Regions from separate parts of the Homo sapiens genome. Here region 1 is linked to region 2. Evidence: chromatin loops called from intact Hi-C (ENCODE). Cell type or tissue: GM12878. All regions are shown on one strand. Links, peaks and the distances in the headings refer to the core of each region. The heading gives the core; the rest is flanking DNA. Region 1 has its middle 62 kb from the start of MIR1265. Region 2 overlaps FAM107B (family with sequence similarity 107 member B).

Region 1 (8,696 bases), core at 502-8,501, 150 kb after region 2:
TCAAGAAATTCAAAGCAACTCCAGTTAGGCACTACAGATATTTAAGTAAATATCTGTATTTACTTAATATTTTACTTAAAAGTAAAACGTATCTACTCTGGCAGCTGGTAAGTGGTTATTTTGCATTGCAAATTTACCACAAAGCTTGTTACTTACCTATGTGCTGGAAGATGCCACCCTGCAATCTCAGAACACTGCCCATGGGTTCTCTCTGTGGACACGGTGATGGGTCTGCATGGAAGAGACCTCTTTCATATTGTTGCAGGGCCCACAAAGACTTTTAGCCCCCTAAAGAGGCAGGAGCCCAGTGAGAGTGAACCCACAAGGCAAGTCATGCCAATAAATCCAGCCAAGTGGAAACCACTAGACAGACGGGAAGATCACGGACAAGTCTGATTCCCATAAAATGGAATGTACATAATTTCCCTTTTTCTTCCACAATTTATTTTTCAGGCAAGGGAATTTAATATATAATAGGGACTTGGCTGATCTCAAAGGCAGGCTATTGCTGCTGCTCAAAGGCAGGCTAGCTCTCATTGACAAGCTATTAGTCTTAAAGATAAATCTCTCCTCTCATCCTCAGCACAACTCATTGACTTGCCCTCCCTCTCTTCCCTCCTCTCTTTCTTCTCTTCTTCTTACAAACAAAACAAAACAAAAGAGAGGTCTTCTTACAAACAAAACAAAAGAGAGGTCTTAACTGCTGATCATAACTGGTTATTCAGCCGGGAGGGTTCTTTTCCATAGTCATGCAAACTAGAGGCACTAATGAATCAATTTTCTGTCTTGGAGGTTACTGCTTGTATTACTTTATTTTCCATCATGGCTTATGTTGCCTATACAGGATCCCCAGGTACCTCCCCAAAGCATCATATTCCTCCAGGCTGGGCTGGCCCTTTGGGTAGCACTGTATGTACTTTCCTCCTACCTGATTTTGCACGGGATGGCTTTGGCTCTAGGACATTGTCACCCCTCTCTCCCTGGGACAGAACAATGAGGCAAGACAGACTGGGAGGCCCCAGGGAAGTGAGGTGGAGGAACAGGAACCCCAGGCAGCAAGGGTGATGAGAGTCAAGAGGAGACCCACCTTTTCCCATTGTCTCACCTCCCTAGGACATGCTCACTTTATTTTGTGTCAACTGACACACATCGAGTACCTGCCTTGTGCTAGTCGGCATGAGAATAAAAAGTGAGTAGGGCAGAGTCTCCATCCATGGGCTGATTCTTGGGAGGCCCCAAGGTAAGCAAGTGTTCCCAGCATGCCAGGATCCTCCTTGTATAGTGACCTTGACCAAAGTGGGTACAAAATGTGCTGTTGGGGCCACGAAAGAGCAATTTACATTTTCCTAAGAGTTCCAGGGAAGGTCAGATCCAGTTGTCACAAGCAAGTACCGCGGTCTTGTCTATGTCACCATATGGACATACTTAGAGGCTCCACACACACACATTGCTTTTTACAAGAGCAAAATGCAGAGAACGAAGGCAATAGCCAACTCTCAGTTATCGGTGGCTTCTTTTCTCCAACTGTTGGACTAATTCTCACTACTGACAGCAAGAAGCCAGGGGGCATCTGGGGCTAGTCTCCTTCAATAGAATGGCTGTGTGTGTGGGAGCAGGGGTGGGGGGGGTGTCGGGGAGGGGGCTGCTTTCCATAACCAAGGTCAGATGGAATTCACATTGGATGTTGGCTTGGATTTTGGGGGAAAAATTGAGTGGGCAATAGAATAAGGAGCACAGGCTCTGGAATCAGAGAACTTGGATTTGAATCATAGTCCCATCGCTTTCTAGCTTTGTGATTCTGGGAAAATAAATGCTTTGGCCCCAGTTTTCTCATCTGTAAAATGGGCGTAACTGACCAGGCATGGTTGCTCACATCTGTAATCCCAGTACTTTGGGAGGCCGAGGCAGGTGGATCACTTGAGGTCAGGAGTTCGAAGCCAGCCTGGCCAACAGGGCGAAACCCCGTCTCTACTAAAAATACAACAAGTAGCCAGGCATAATGTTACGCGCCTGTAATCCCAGCTATTCAGGAGGCTGAGACACAAGAATCACTTGAACCCAGGGGGCAGAGGTTGTAGTGAGCCGAGATTGCACCATTTAACTCCAGCCTGGACAACAGGGCAAGACTCCATCTCAAAAAATAAAAAGTAAAATAAAATGGGCATAATGATTTTGTTTGCCTCATTGAGCCGTTGTAAGAGTTAAAGGAGTAGGGTAGGTATAGTGGCTTATGCCTGCAATCTCAGCACTTTGGGAGGCCGAGATGAGAGGATCACTTGAGGCCAGGAGTTCCAGACCAGCCTGGGCAACATAGTGAGACCCTGTCTCTACAAAAAATAAAAAAAATTTAGCCAGATGTGGTGGCACCGGCCTGTAGTCCCAGCCACTTGAGAGGATGAGGTGGGAGGATTGCTTGAGTCCAGGAAGTTGAGGCTGCAGTGAGCCACGATTGCACCACTGCACTCCAGCCTGGGTGTCAGAGGGAGATGTCCTGTTGAAAAAAAAAAGTGTTAGAGGAGATTCATGTAAAGTGCTTAGTAAACATTAGTGATGATGATGATTGCTGTTCTTTTGTTTATATTTGTTATCTACACTTATTTATGAAGTTCAGGAAGTCCAGGCTCAGTCACAGGCTCTGGGGTGGGGCAGAGTGGCTGCAGTGTTGCTCACACACCCAACGTGCAGGGCCAGGGCCATCCTAGATACAACCCCTCACCACGTGGTATGATTTGAAGCCATAACGTCCAGCTGCCCTCAAATGCCTCTTCTAAAATCCTACCGTGTTAACCTTTTTTTTTTTTTGAGACGGAGTTTCACTCTTGTTGCCCAGGCTGGAGTGCAATGGCACGATCTCAGCTCACTGCAACCTCTGCCTCCCAGGTTCAAGCGATTCTCCTGCCTCAGCCTCCCAAGTAGCTGGGATTACAGGCATGTGCCACCATGCCACCATGCCTGGCTAATTTTTGTATTTTTAGTAGATACGGGGTTTCACCTTATTGGCCAGGCTGGTCTCAAACTTCTGACCTCAGGTGATCCACCCCCCTGGGCCTCCCAAAGTGCTGGGATTACAGGCATAAGCCACTGCGCCCAGCCCTGCATTAACCTTTAAAGTCCCAACCACTGTGTAGCGGTAAAATTTCAACATGCTGTTGTCTGGGGAAAGACAACGCATTTACCCTTTTCTACCTGGCAGAGATACCTTAATACATCCTCAAGCATTGGGTACAGCTGGGACAACCCCTTTTGGCTTGGCAACGGAGAAGTGGGACCAGGCGGTGGGGAAGCCAGTCAGGAGCCATGAGGAGCCTGGGACAGGAGGATGGTCAGTGACAGACAGTGTGGGGGTGAAGCATGTGGGGTTGGAGGCTGGGACATAAGGCCTGGCGCATAGTAGGCCCTCAATAAATATTTGCCATTAAATGACAGGGCCTGGAAAGAGGGAGCTGGGCACTGGCAGGCGTCGCTTGTCATCAGTGTGTCCAGGGCTGGCCCAGCCCAGCCAAAGTCAAGGTGCCTTCCCGGCGAGGAAGGCAGATGGTAGGTTTTCTCGGCCCGTTCTAAGGCCCGGAGGAAGCCTTTGTCCCTGCAGCAAGAACGCCTAATTCAGCCGTTTCTAGGAATCAAGGCTTCTCCTAAGTGTCTTCTTTTATGACTGGGCAAGATAGTCAATTGCTGGCCTCCAGAGAGGAAGGAAAACCTTTCCATGCCTGCTCTTGGCAATAGCAAGGTTGGTGACGTTAGGCTTCGGCAACTCGGGACTTAATCCTTTCTGCTAAGTATCTGCAATACTGAGAGGTTGGGAAGCTTACATGAAATAATAAAACCCAGCCCTAGCCGAGGGCCAGGGCTATACAGACCCTACCAAGGGATGCGGCCGCTACTTTCACCGTCCTTAAAATGATGCGCGTTGCTGCCATCTAGTGTGCACCAGCAGAACGTCTTAGTTTTTAAAATTAGAATCGCAATTCATAGGCTGGGCACAGTGGCTCATGCCTGTAATCCCAGCACTTTGGGAGGCTAAGGCGGGAGGGTTGCTTGAGGCCAGAAGTTCGAGACCAGCCTGGAGAACATAGCAAGACCCCCCCCACTCCCTTCCCATCTCTACAAAAAATTTAAAAAGTTAGCTAAGCGTGTTGGCTCACACCTATAATTCAAGCACTTTGGGAGGCTGAGGTGGGAGGATGGCTTGAGCCCAGGAATTTGAGACCAGTCTGGGCAACATAGTGAGACTCCATTCCATCGCTATAAAAACAATAATTATAATTTGTTTATTAATTTATTGAGTTCTAATATTCTGTTCTTGGTCTGAGGTGAACTAGTTCAAATCATGAGCAGTAAGCATTATGATTACACCTCTCAGTTTGATATGATAGGTTCAGGCACAAAGAGTAAAAAGTCCCCTTTTCTAGGCCCAGTGCTGCCTCTTACTGTGAGGGCAGTGAGGAAGTCATGGAGACTCCTGGTGTGGTTTTCCTCATCTGTAAAACCTACTCGCCGTCCCGCTCCTGCCCACGGTCAAGTATTGCGAGAATTGCAGTTTCACACATTCATTCATCCAGCACATGGGTACCAGGCGCAGGAGCCCTGGGAGTGTAAGGAAGCCAGGGCTCCTGCCATGGGGGAGATGACATTCTATGGGGAAAATAGAAATCACACACTCACACACACCCGTGCACTTGCATGAACACACACACACAATGGACAAAGCATGAAGCCATTTCTCACAGTGACTAATAGAAGTCCCACCTCCTCCATTCCTTGCTTCCAATCGCTCTCCTTTCATAATAGGCCAGTTCTTTCCTAAAACACAAATCTGAGCCTCTTACCAACTTGCAGAGAAACTTTCTTCCTTGTCAATACCATAAGGTTCAATTGCTCTGTCATGGAAGCTACGGTACCAATCACGCCAGCCAGCTTCCTCAAGCTACTTATGGTTTTCTGATACAACAACAGGTAACATTTACCATGTGCCAAGTATTTTGCTCAGTGCTTTATAGATCAATTTGCATATTCATCTTAAGAGTGATGTTGTGTTATTACCCCTCCCCCATTTATCTACAGGGAAACTGAGGCAGAGAGAAGTAAAGGAATATGTCTAAGGTCACACAACTAGTACATAGCAGCCCGGAATTTGGAGCTTGCAGTGAGCCGGGATCGCGCCACTGCACTCCAGCCTGGGCGACAGAGCGAGACTCCGTCTCAAAAAAAAAAAAAAAAAAAAAAATAGCAGCCTGGAACTGAAACCCAGGTCTCTGACTATGGAGCCCGCGCCTTTACCCACTCGGCCACACTGCCATGCTGCTTCCTCCCGGGCAATGCAGCACCTTCCCTCCCTTCGCATCTGGTGGGTCGGCCTTTTCATGGCCTCCTGGTGAAATCTCACCAATTGCAGATGAGCTGACTCAAGCATCCTGCCCGTGAGACTGCTCCTGACACCCACGTGGTGCAACTGCTTTCCCACTGCCAGTGCTGGAAGCCTCATTCGAAAGTGTCATGCCTGTCAGGCACGATAGAGGTTGTATACATGTTTGTCTCCCTGCACACATGGCAAGGGCCTTGGTAAACAGCTGCAGCCGTCTCAACTAAATAAAGGTTTGCTGAATTGTAGTAAATGAAACAGCACAGGAGAAACTGCTCTGTAAACTATAAAACATCAGAGAAACATGAGCCAGCAGATCCTTTGAAAAGTTCTTCATAAAATGTAAACAGATTTAGAGTATGAAGTATTCATTTATGCACAAGCGTTTTCTTCTTTGTGATTTTAGGCCACTTTCTCTGCTAACTAATAATTGCTTCTGCCTTTTCTTTTTAATATAATTTAATTTTAAATTCAATTTAATTTTAAATTCTGGGATACATGTGGAGGATGTGTAGCTACATAGGTAAACACATGCCACGATGGTTTGCTGCACCTATCAATCCATCACCTAGGTATTAAGCCCAGCATGCATTAGCTATTTTTCTGAATGCTCTCCCCTCCCCAGCCTCCCCCGACAGGCCCCAGTGTGTGTTGTTCCTCTCACTGTCCATGTGTTCTCATTGTTCAGTGCCCACTTAAAAGTGAGAACAAGCGGTGTTTGGTTTTCTGTTCCTGCGTTAGTTTGCTGAGGATAATGGCTTCCAGCTTCATCCATGTCCCTGCAAAAGACATGATCTCATTCCTTTCTATGGCTGCATAGTATTCCATGGTGTATATGTACTGCATTTTCTTTATCCAGTCTATCATGGATGGGAATTTGGGTTGATTTCATGTCTTTGCTACTGTGAATAGTGCTGCAATGAACATACGTGTGCATGTGTCTTTATAATAGAATGATTTATATTCCTTTGGGTATATACCCAGTAATGGGACTGCTGGGTCAAATGAGATTTCTGGTTCTAAATCTTTGAGGACTCGTCATAGTGTCTTCCACAGTGGTTGAACTTGCCTTTTCAACCAAGGGTCACTATATGGGGAAATGTTCCTGTTATTGACTTAGAGATTTGAAACTGTAAACTATCACTATGCACACTTTGCACAAAAGCAAGCATTTCCCTCCTTAAAGATCTTTAAAAAGCAACAGTGAAGTGACTCCTATTGGGGGCAAATCTCTCCGGGTAATGGAAGCTGACCTAGCAGTCAAACCCTTGATTCTGGCTGGGGCTCTGTCCCTCACTGGCTGTTCCCTATTGACCTTCTCAATGGTACAACAAAAGCCACCAAATGATTTCTGAGGTCCCTTCCAATCCTAGGATTCTCAGATTCGCATCTTGGCTCTGCAGTCTCATTCCTTGGAGCCACTTAATTGATTTTGGAAATCAGTTTCCATGCTTATAAATTGGACCTGGACCAATCCAGCAGAAAACTGTGAATGCTACAGAGAAATATTAATGTAAATTGCTCATGCAATTTAAAATCAAATAAATGCAGAGAAGAAAAAAGGGGTTGCGTTGCCCAGAAGTAAGTTAAAAAGAAGAGCCTAGTGATGGGCGATTCTCTCTTTTTGGTAGATGAGTTAGGTAGGTGGAGCATGAAATCTTTTTTTCTTTGGGATGATGAACTGAGATTTATACAATCAATAACATTGGAAACTATCTTCCTTGTTCTCTGGCTTCTTTCTTTTTTTGGTCATCACCTGCTTTCAATTCTGGACAGAGCTAGCTCATCGCTCCTGTGATTCTCCTGAACAAAAATTCTACATTCAAAAGCTTGAAGCTTAAGGCCCTCCTGTGGTGTTCTTTTAGCTGCTAATGAAAATTTTTTTTATATGAGATAATTTGTAGTCAGGGAGTAAATATAACATTACAAACCCAAAATTTAAAAACATAATATATGCTTCAAAGAGATCAAACAGTAGTCAAAAACAATCTTAAAAGTCTAGGCAAAGGTAGTTTCAAAGGCAGGTTCTACCAGAAAGTCCAGAAAAAATAATTCCAATTTTTCACAAACTATTCTTGAGTACAGCAGGAGAGGAAACACTCCTCACCTCAATTTGAGGCTTCCAAAATCTTGATGCCAAAACCTACCAAGGATAGTAGAAGACAGGAAAATTACTGGCTGACCACACTTAGGATCATGAATGCAAGAATTCTAGGCAATATATTGCCAAACCAAATCCAGCAACATCTCAAAGGGATGATCATAATGAAGTCTGTGTATTCCAGGAATGCAAGGCTAGCGTGACTTTGAGCATCAGTTAACGTAATTTTCTAAAGTATTTGATTAAGGGAGAAAAATTATATGATTATTTCAATAGATATAGACAAATATTTAATAAAATTCAATATCACATGTGATTTTTAATAAAATCCTTCTCAAACTAATTCACTTAACATAACTTATACCTAAAAAATAAACAAAACAAAACAAATCATAAATTCTGCCACAGTTGTCATTCTTAATGGTGAAAAGGTGAAAATATTTCTTTTTAGATGAATAATGATGGAAGGGTCCTAACAATCTTTTTTCTTTTCTTTTTCTTTCTTTCTTTCTTTTTTTTTTTTTTTTTTGAGAGTGGGTCTCACTCTGTTGCCCAGGCTGGAGTGTGGTGATGTGATCTTGGCTCATTGCAATCTCTGGGCTCAAGCAATCCTCCCACCTCAGCCTCCAGAGTAGCTGACAACCGGGCGTGCACCACCACACCTGGCTACTTTTGTCTTTTTTGTGGAGATGGGATTTCCCCATGTTGCCTAGACTTGTCTTGAACTCCTGGGCTCAAGCAGTCCTCTCACCTTGGCCTCCCAAACTGCTGGGATGACAGGCCTGAGTCACCGTGCCTGGCTGAGATCTCTAATAATCATTATAATGGAGGTCTTAGAAAGTACAGTAAGGCAAGAAAAATAAAAGTATAAGGATTGTAAAGAAACAAAATTGTTATTATTTGTAGATGTCATGATGTATATATAGGAAATAGAAACAAATTTGTATAAAACTTATTAGATTTAATAAAAAGTTTATCAGGATTATGGGTATAATACCAATATAAGAAAATCTATTGTCTTTTTATATACTGGCAACAAACATTTGGAAAATGAAATGAAAGAGTTGCCTTTTTTTTTTTTTCTGTGAACCTAAAACCACTCTAAAAAATAAAGTTTATTAATTTAAAAAAGATACCAGAATAGCACTAAAAAGCATTTAAAAAGTCAAATAAATAGAAACAGAGAGTCTAATAGTAGTTATTAGGGGTAAAGAGGAAAAGAAATTGGCGAGAAGT
Region 2 (8,696 bases), core at 360-8,359:
TTTTCTGTGCCTGAATTCGTTTCATGACTGCTATGCTGCAAGTGGGCTCACAGTATGTGGTTTCTCCCAACAACCTGAAAGGGCTTAAAGAAAATGGATAATTGCATTAACTCCTTCGGATGACTATAACTTTCTCAGTTTCCTACCAATTCTAGTCCACTGGTGGTGTCCTGAGTTAATCTGGTCCAGCTGCGGTATTTGATTTTAGCACATTCAGGAGCGTATTACCTTAAATAGTCTTTTCTCACAACTGAACACAAAACGTCTGGTATCCACGCTACCCTTGATACTATAGCAATAACAATGCTAACATTTTCTAAGTAGTGTTCTTAGAACACTTAGAACAATGCATAACGTGCCATGCTAAGTGCTTTACATGGATTTTTTACTTAATTCTCTTAACAGCCCTAGAAAGTAGTACTATATTTTCTCCCCTTTGCAGGTAAGAAAACTCAAGCTTTAAAAGTTAATTTAACCAAGGTTGCATGGCAAGAAAGAGCTGGAGCCAGGACTCAGTCCAGGCCTGGTTGAGTCCAAACCCCTATATTTTCGTTATTTCCGCAGCTCTGCAAAAACCAATACGTATCTGGACAGAGTTGAGAATTTCTCTCTATAGTGAGAGGGTTGATTTTGTATCTTTCTGACTTAGTGAGTTTATCAGCAGGGATCTGGGATCTGGTGCTCTTTAGAAAGCCTAACCCTCCTGGTTTCTGTCAGGAAGGAGCTCTGCAGGAGGGTGAGCTCATGGAATTTTCCATGTGCATAGAAAGTCATGCTTTGATTGAGATGAAGTATAGAAATAAGAGTCACTGCTTTTTTTTTTTAACATTTGAAGTTGAATATCTATGTTTTAGATCTGACTTCACTCCATCAAAACATTATGTTTAACTCTGGTAGAATCAAAGACAACAAACATCCCTCGAACTTGGCCCTTCTCTCCGACTGTACAACTTCTGTTTATGGTGCTACCCTCCATCCTGGCTTCAAGCTTCAAGGTCATGTTGGATTCCTTCTTTCCACTTCACCTCTGTATGAATCTTATTGAGTTCCTTTGCTGTATTTCTCACACATATTCCTAATTTTCCAGTCTTGGTATCACACTCTGGTTTGGGTTATTATTCTCTTACACCCAAACCATTTTCATCATCTCCTAACTTGTCTTTCTGTGTCCAGGCTTTACCTGTTCTTATAAACCCTACACACCGTCAGATTATCTATTCGCCTATTAAAATCCCACCTAGCCTTGAGGGTGCAAGTCAAATTCTACAGTCTCAAGGAAGTCATTAAGTACCTACAAAAAAGTAATCTCCCCAGTCCCCTTCTTATGGCTCATAATTTACGGTTATGTGTGGATATATCTGTTTTGTTTTGTTTTTTGAGACGGGGTTTCACTCTTGTTGCACAGGCTGGAGTGCAATGGCGCGATCCCAGCTCACTGCAACCTCTGCTTCCCAGGTTCAAGCAATTTTGCCTCAGCCTCCTAAGTAGCTGGGATTACAGGCATGCACCACCACGCCTGGCTCATTTTGTATTTTTAGTAGTGACGGGGTCTCTCCATGTTGGTCAGGCTGGCCTCGAACTCCCGACCTCAGGTGATCTGCCCGCCTCAGCCTCCCAAAGTGCTGGGATTATAGGCGTGAGCCACTGCGCCCAGCCATGTGTGGATATATCTTATCCACACATGGCAGAGATGGCCAGATGTTTATCCAATATTCATATTCTTTAGCCAGAGAATCCTAATATTGTCAAGTGCAGTTATAGCCCAAGCTCTAAAACAATATTTCCCAGGCTCCTTATAGATAGGGCTGGCCAATGATATACTAGCTAAAGTTGTCAAGTGGTGTCTTAATTTGGTTCCCCCAGAAGTAGACCCTGAGACAAGGATTCTAGTACAGCTTGCTTAATTTGGAGGTTGTCTCAGGAAGCGTCAGTAGTAGAAAGAGGCCAATAAAGCATTGCTTATTAGGAAGAGTATCATTTTTGGTGACTGGAGTTTCATCCTACTGGGGAACTCTGGGATGTAGCTCAGACGCTAGAAGTTTCCTTCACTATCATTAACACTTAACGCTGAACTTATCCTAAAATTGGAGTAGAGTGCATTGTAAGCATAAGAGCAAGGGAATATGGTTGAGTTTTTAAAAAATATTATTTTTACTTTTACTATGAGCATATACGACTTCTTGAAATTTAGTGATATAACAAAATAGAAAGAAAGCTAATGATTTAATGCTGTGTAGAAAGAAGTAGGATATAAAAATGTTTACCATAACTGTAAGTACAGAACACAACAACTGATGCATAGTTTTATGGAATGGAGGAACTAAACCAGAATGCTCAATACGTAGCACAATACGTAAGCAATAAGTATTTGTTACTCTTAAATAAGTATCGAGAGGCCGGGCGCGGTGGCTCATGCCTGTAATCCCAGCACTTTGGGAGGCCAGGGTGGGAGGATTACCTCAGGTCGGGAGTTCGAGACCAGCCTGGCCAACATGGTGAAACCCCATCTCTACTTAAAATACAAAAATGAGCCAGGCATGGTGGTGGGTACCTGTAATCCCAGCTACTAGGGAAGCTGAGGTGGGAGAATTGCTTGAAGCTGGGAGGCAGATCATCATGCCACTGCACTCCTGCACTCCAGCCTGGGTGACAGAGCAAGACTCCATCTCAATGGCAAAAGAAAAAAAAAATCAGAGTTAAGAATGAATTCGTTTATTTTCCAAATTTTCTGTAATGAGCTTATATAACCTTCCTAATGAAAAAAAAAAACTGTATGCGAATAAGACTGATTTTACAACCCAAAACAATAATGCAGGTGAAGAGGCTTTCATGCTTTTGCTAGGAAGACCTCAAATGTAGCATTGACAAAAGTGGGGCTTCTGGAAAGCTTCCTCCAGGGAGCACGTCCTTCCTCCTTCTTCCTATCTGGGACATTGACAGGATACTATGGCAGCCACCTCGGACCAGGTGTTGACCCAAGAGATGAAACCATGTGTTAAGGATACTGGAGGAAACGCACAGGACATGCCTGCATCTCTGATGACTGAAGAGCAGCAATACTAACTCTGCACTGAGTGCCCACTGGCCCTTATTATGTGTAATGGTCAAACAATGTGCCAATGAAAAGAGTCAAACTCTATAAAAAATTTGAAGAGATGTATTCCGAGCCAAATATGAGTGACCATGGCCTGTGACACAGCCCCAGGAGATCCTAAGAACATGTGCCCAGGTGGTCAGACTACAGCTTGGTTTTATACACTTTAAGGAAACATAAGACATAAATTAATACAGGTAAGATGTACATTGGTTCAGTCTGGAAAAGGTGGGACAACTCGAAGTGGGGGGTGTCCAGGTCACAGGTGGATTCAAAGATTTTCTGATTGGCAAGTGCTTGAAAGTGTTAAGTGATTATCTAAAGATGTGGAATCAATAGAAGGGAGTGTCTGGGTTAAGATAAGAAGTTGTGGAGACTAAGGTTCTTATTATGTAGATGAAGCCTCCAGATAGCAGGCTTCAGAGAGACTAGATGGTAAATGTTTCTTAACAGACTTTAAAAGGTGCCAGACTCTTAGTTAATTCTCTCCTAGATCAGAAAAAAGACCTGGAAAGGAAAGGGAATTCTCTATAAAACATAGGTTTTCCCCACAAGAGACAGCTTTGCAGTGCCATTTCAAAATGTGTCAAAGAAATGTATTTTGGGATAAAATATCTTGATTTCTTTCAGGTCCTGCTGTCTGTCATGTGGTTATCTTATTGCTACGCAGAGTCTGTTTTGTCAGTCTTATGGTCTCTGTTTTAATGCTAATGTTAGTCAGCAGTGCCTGAATTCCAAAGGGAGCAATATAAACTGAGGCATGTCTGATCATGCATTCCCATCATGGCCTGAACTGGTGTGCTTATTTTAGAATGCCCTTGGCCAAGAGGAGAGGTCCATTCAGCTGGTTGTGGGGCTTAGAATTTTATATTTGGCTTACGAATGAAACCTACCATGTTGTTTATACTGCCATTGTGTTACCATTATTTGTAGACAAACCTCATCCTCGTTTGTGTTTCTAAGACCAGGAAGCTTCTTTAGGGGAATTGTCTCTGTGTCTTTTTTAATCTCTATCATAGCATCCATGCAGTGCACATAGAACCAAGTCCTCGATAAATATTTATGGAATGAAGAACTTGAATTAAACCAACTTGGAGAATGGTGTGGAAAGTACTGGGCTAGATGACGTGGGTTCTGAAGATGAAGAGAACAGTATCTCATTCTCAAAGAACTGATAGTAAAATTACATGTGGGTTGTGGGTGTGTCACTGTTTGCCACCGACGCACCTGGGTGGGGTCAGGCAGAAGGTGCCTGTCCTCTGTGTCTCAATAAAACACAAGATGCCCATTCACTTCTGGTTTTCTCCTGGTATCATTGGCTCTTCGGTGTCTGCTGGAAAAGCTGGGCTTTTCCCAGTGTTACCATGACGTCTGAGCTTTGAGAGCTGTTTCTTTTCCCCTCGGAGCCTGAGAGAGATTATTCCAGTGATATCTGAATAGCTTGAGTTCGCTGGGTATGAACACAGAGGAAGTGGTTCCCTAGCAACAGGCGCCTCTGAAAGCCTCTTAGCACTCAGTACTTCTCCGGGCTTTTTGTTTCCCCTCGTTCATGCTGCCTGTCAGCAAATGGCCAGAGTGATTGCACCTGCTCCAAATTAGGGCTGGTCAGTTCGACCCCAGCAGTTCGGTTTTACTAAGTCAAAGTTCCTCTTTCAGTCAAGCTTCCTTGTGAGGCCTGGGGCCTATTTTGCTCCTGGTTAGACCATAATTACCTCAGATGACACTTCCTTCTTTGTTGTCTAGATTTTGACCAGAAATGGAAAATACCGAAGTGACTGAGATCATTTTAATTGAATTAGTAAAAGAATACTTTTTTTTTTTGGCACGTCTTTTCAAATATGCTAAACCTCTTAAGAAAATGTTTTATATCGCCTTTTTTTTTTTCCGCTAAAAATGGATTCTCACTCCATTTTTTCAGTTTCTCCGCAGAAGACTTAACAAATTCTGCCTTCCTTAACTGTGTCAGCATCTCAATACATATTTGAATATATGAGTTGGTTGGGGCAATATTAGAGGGTGTTTACCGCATTGCCTTGGCATCTGGAGACAGCCCTTACTGAGAGCATTGGTCATTGGTACAGACCATGGCATATAACTCTGAGATGAGTCCAGAATTGTTGACTGCAAATGCCTTGTTTCATTTTCAAACAGCAATCCATATTACTGTTTGAATTAGCAATCTTTTTTTTTTTTTTTTTTTGAGATGGAGTCTAACTTTGTCACCCAGGTTGGAGTGCAATGGCACGATCTTGGCTCCTCTGCAACCTCCGCCTCCCAGGTTCAAGTGATTCCTCCTGCCTCAGCCTCCCGAGTAGCTGGGACTACAGTCACCCACCACCATGCCTGGCTAATTTTTTTGTACTTTTTTTAGTAGAGACGGGGTTTCACCAAGTTGGTCAGGCTGGCTTCAAACTCCTGACCTCAAGTGATCCACCCACCTTGGCCTCCCAAAGTGCTGGGACTACAGGCCTGAGCCACTGCACCCAGACTGAATTAGCAATTTTATAGGAGATGGTTATACGTCTCTGCCTACCAGTTGGTTAGTATCGATTTGTAGCACTGAAAATCTGGCCAAGACTGTGGTGATGAATGACAGCATACAACTAAATTGAGCCTCACAGCTCCCGGAATTCTTCTTGTCTGTACCTTTTAAAATATTTTCTTTCCTTCATTCATTCAACCAACAAATATTTGTAATTATAATTGAGTGTCTGCTATGTGGAAGACTTTCTGTGGGAAAAACGTGAATGGCCCATCTTAGGAAGTTCTCCATTTAAAAGAGGAGAAAATGGAGCCGGGCACAGTGGCTCACACTTGTAATCCCAGCACTTTGGGAGGCCGAGGCAGGCGGATCACGAGGTCAGGAGATCAAGACTATCCTGGCTAACACGGTGAAACCCCGTCTCTACTAAAAATACAAAAAAATTAGCCAGGCCTGGTGGTGGGTGCCTATAGTCCCAGCTACTTGGGAGACTGAGGCAGGAGAATGGCGTGAATCCAGGAGGCGGAGCTTGCAGTGAGCAGAGATTGTGCCACTGCACTCCAGCCTGGGTGACAGAGTGAGACTCCGTCTCAAAAAAAAAAAAAAAAAAAAAAGGAGAAAATGGAAGGTAAATCAGTACAACCTCAATGGAAAACAGTATGGCGAGCTCTCAAGGAACTAAGAGTAGATCTACTATTTGACCCAGCAGTCCCACTGCTGGGTACCCACCCAAAGGAAAAGAAGTCATTATATCAACACCTTGCACTCATATGTGTATTGCAGCACAATTCACAATTGCAAAGACATGCAATCAACCTAAGTGCCCATCAAGCAATGAGTGGATAAAGAAAATGTGGCATTTATATGCTATGGAATACGCCTCAGCTATAAAAAAGAATAAATGTCTTTTGGGCAACTTTGATGGAGCTGGAGGCCATTATCCTAAGTGAAGTAACTCAGGAATGGAAAACCAAATACTGCATGTTCTCACTCCTAAATGGGAGCTAAGCGATGGGCATACAGAGTGGTACAGTGGACACTGGAGACTCAGGAGGAGGGAGGGTGGACGGGGGTGAGGAATGAAAAATTCCCTATTAGGTACAATGTACACTATTTGGGTGACAGGTACACTAAAGGCCCAGACTCCCTCACTATATAATTCATCTATGTCACCAAAAACCGCTTGTACCTCTAAAGCTATTGAAATAAAAAAAACATTTTTTTAAGTGGGTAAGATGCATACACATGTAACTAATGACTGTCAAGCAAGATCACAGCCTAAAGAAAGATAAGCCATGCATTACGGACAATCTGTTTAATCACCTATCACCTCTTCCCCGAGAGGACACTGGTGGAGTTTTAGAGTAACCAACCTTGCAGAGTGGTCAACTGGAGAGGAGGGAGGAGAGCTGAGAAGTTTGGGTCTGTTCTGCAGATAAATCGAGGGCTTGTTTCCAACACTATTAGTCCAATTCTTATTGTTAACCTTTCATTCATTAAAACAACAAAACTGTAAAATCACCTCTGTGTCATGATATTCATTTCCACCCAATGGGTTATTTTTCATCAATGTTAAGAACTTGACATATGTCAGCCAAAGTGACATATAACAGAAATCAGGGAGAGAATTTATCTGGGAGCTGGGAATAGTAAAAAAAATAAAATAAATCCTAGCTTAGGTGAAATTGGAATTGCCGCTGTTTGTCTCATTTTCCTCCCAGGCATTATTTTCCACTTGTAAAAGAGAAAGGAAGAAAAATACGTCTCAGTAGCCAAGCCCTCTGGGAGAGAGGTTCTCTCTTTAACAGCCACATCCCCCTACAAGCTGAGGAGTCTCTCCAGGGTCCTGTGCTCAGTTACAATCACAGTCACAGTGAACCAGAAAGAATGAGTTATAAATGAATGGAGATGTGGGGGAAGAAAGGACCATCTGAATCAGACAGCCACAGTGTGTTCTTTCTCAGGCTTGCTTAGACGAACGGGAAACGGAAACCTAAAAGCCATTCTTGGTGTATACAGGTGACAAGCCCTTGGGGATCATTTCAGACTTACTAAAATAGCCACTGCCTTCTGAGCAGTTGACACCCCTGGAAGATTTATAAAGTGGAGAATGCGAGACAGGCAGTAAAGGAGCTTTTTGTAGCCAAATAAGTGAATTGCACCCTTGGGCAGAAAGGACAGTCAGGTCCTGCCCATGAAAAGAACTACATTTCTCCAGCAGCATGTCCTGAATCACAAAGCTGGGGCCCTGTTGTAACTAAGTGGTTCCTCAGGCATAGTTTCCTCTCCCTACCACACTCAGTATTTTCCATTTTGAATCAAATCACATTCAAGAAAGATAATGGCTGATTATTATTTTTAGAATCCTGGAAATGGATTCCCCGTGACACTTGGTGAGCAGGTTGGGACCAGGCTTTGACTCCTATGCCCATTCATGCAAAGTAAGGAAGTTAATATTTATTGAGCACCTACTAGACCAGATATGCTATGTATATCCCTTCTTATAATTAGGAGGCAATTTATTACCTGCTTTGTGCAGCTGGCCACGAAGATGATGGGACAGAGGAAGCATCTAAGAAAGACCTCTCCTGTCCGATGCACAAAAAGGAGGATGGTTTTTGTGTTTTGTAGTAAGCACACTCATACCAATACTTGCATTTGTGTGGCATTCTTCATAATGCTTTTGCAATCATTTTATTTGGACCTGCCATTAAAATGCCTTGCCATAGGATGGGACAGATAGAATTTTCACTTTATGGGTAAAGAAATTGAGTCATAGAGAAATTAAGTGATATGTTAATGCCATATGGCAAATGAGAAGCAAAACCAAGATGATATTTTCACATTTTCTGAGTTCTAGTGCAGAGGAGAACATCAGACATATCTGTATTATTTATTTCTGTTAATGTACAAATGTACATGGTGTAATGGGTCTTACTTAGCAGGGCAGGCAGCATACGCATGAAAGAACAACATGAGCCGTGCTGGATGCAAATCCCAGCTCAACCTCTGGTTTGTTGTTTGACTTTGGGAAATGTCTTTATCTATACAATAGATAGAAATAGATAAATGACCTACCTCATCAGCTAGGTGTGAAGATAACACAATGTAATATATGGA

The links. Peaks named below come from ENCODE experiments on the same cell type or tissue, not always from the same donor. Only the 100,000 strongest peaks of a DNase experiment are listed, where the experiment ranks them.
Region 1: a loop joins it to region 2, with 3.0 times the contacts of the local background. A loop is called at or near these places in 3 of 110 quality-filtered maps.

What each region holds. Positions count from the first base shown.
Region 1 is chr10:14,494,326-14,503,021 of GRCh38, reverse strand. No RefSeq gene overlaps it. Among named protein-coding and RNA genes, the nearest start is that of MIR1265, 62 kb to the right of the region's middle. In GM12878, for the core only: a CTCF peak has its summit at 3,918 (motif pointing left); no DNase peak of the experiment used is centred there.
Region 2 is chr10:14,644,284-14,652,979 of GRCh38, reverse strand. The region is part of intron 2 of FAM107B (family with sequence similarity 107 member B); the gene reads left to right. It overlaps LOC105376429 (a long non-coding RNA gene), which reads right to left and starts at 233. Exons shown (of 5, transcript XR_930691.4): 1 at 147-233. RefSeq lists enhancers at 3,788-4,288, 3,116-4,315, 4,819-4,988, 7,506-7,655. In GM12878, for the core only: no CTCF peak of the experiment used is centred there; DNase peaks (open chromatin) are centred at 4,699, 5,109 and 7,549; H3K4me3 peaks cover 831 bases; H3K27ac peaks cover 2,962 bases.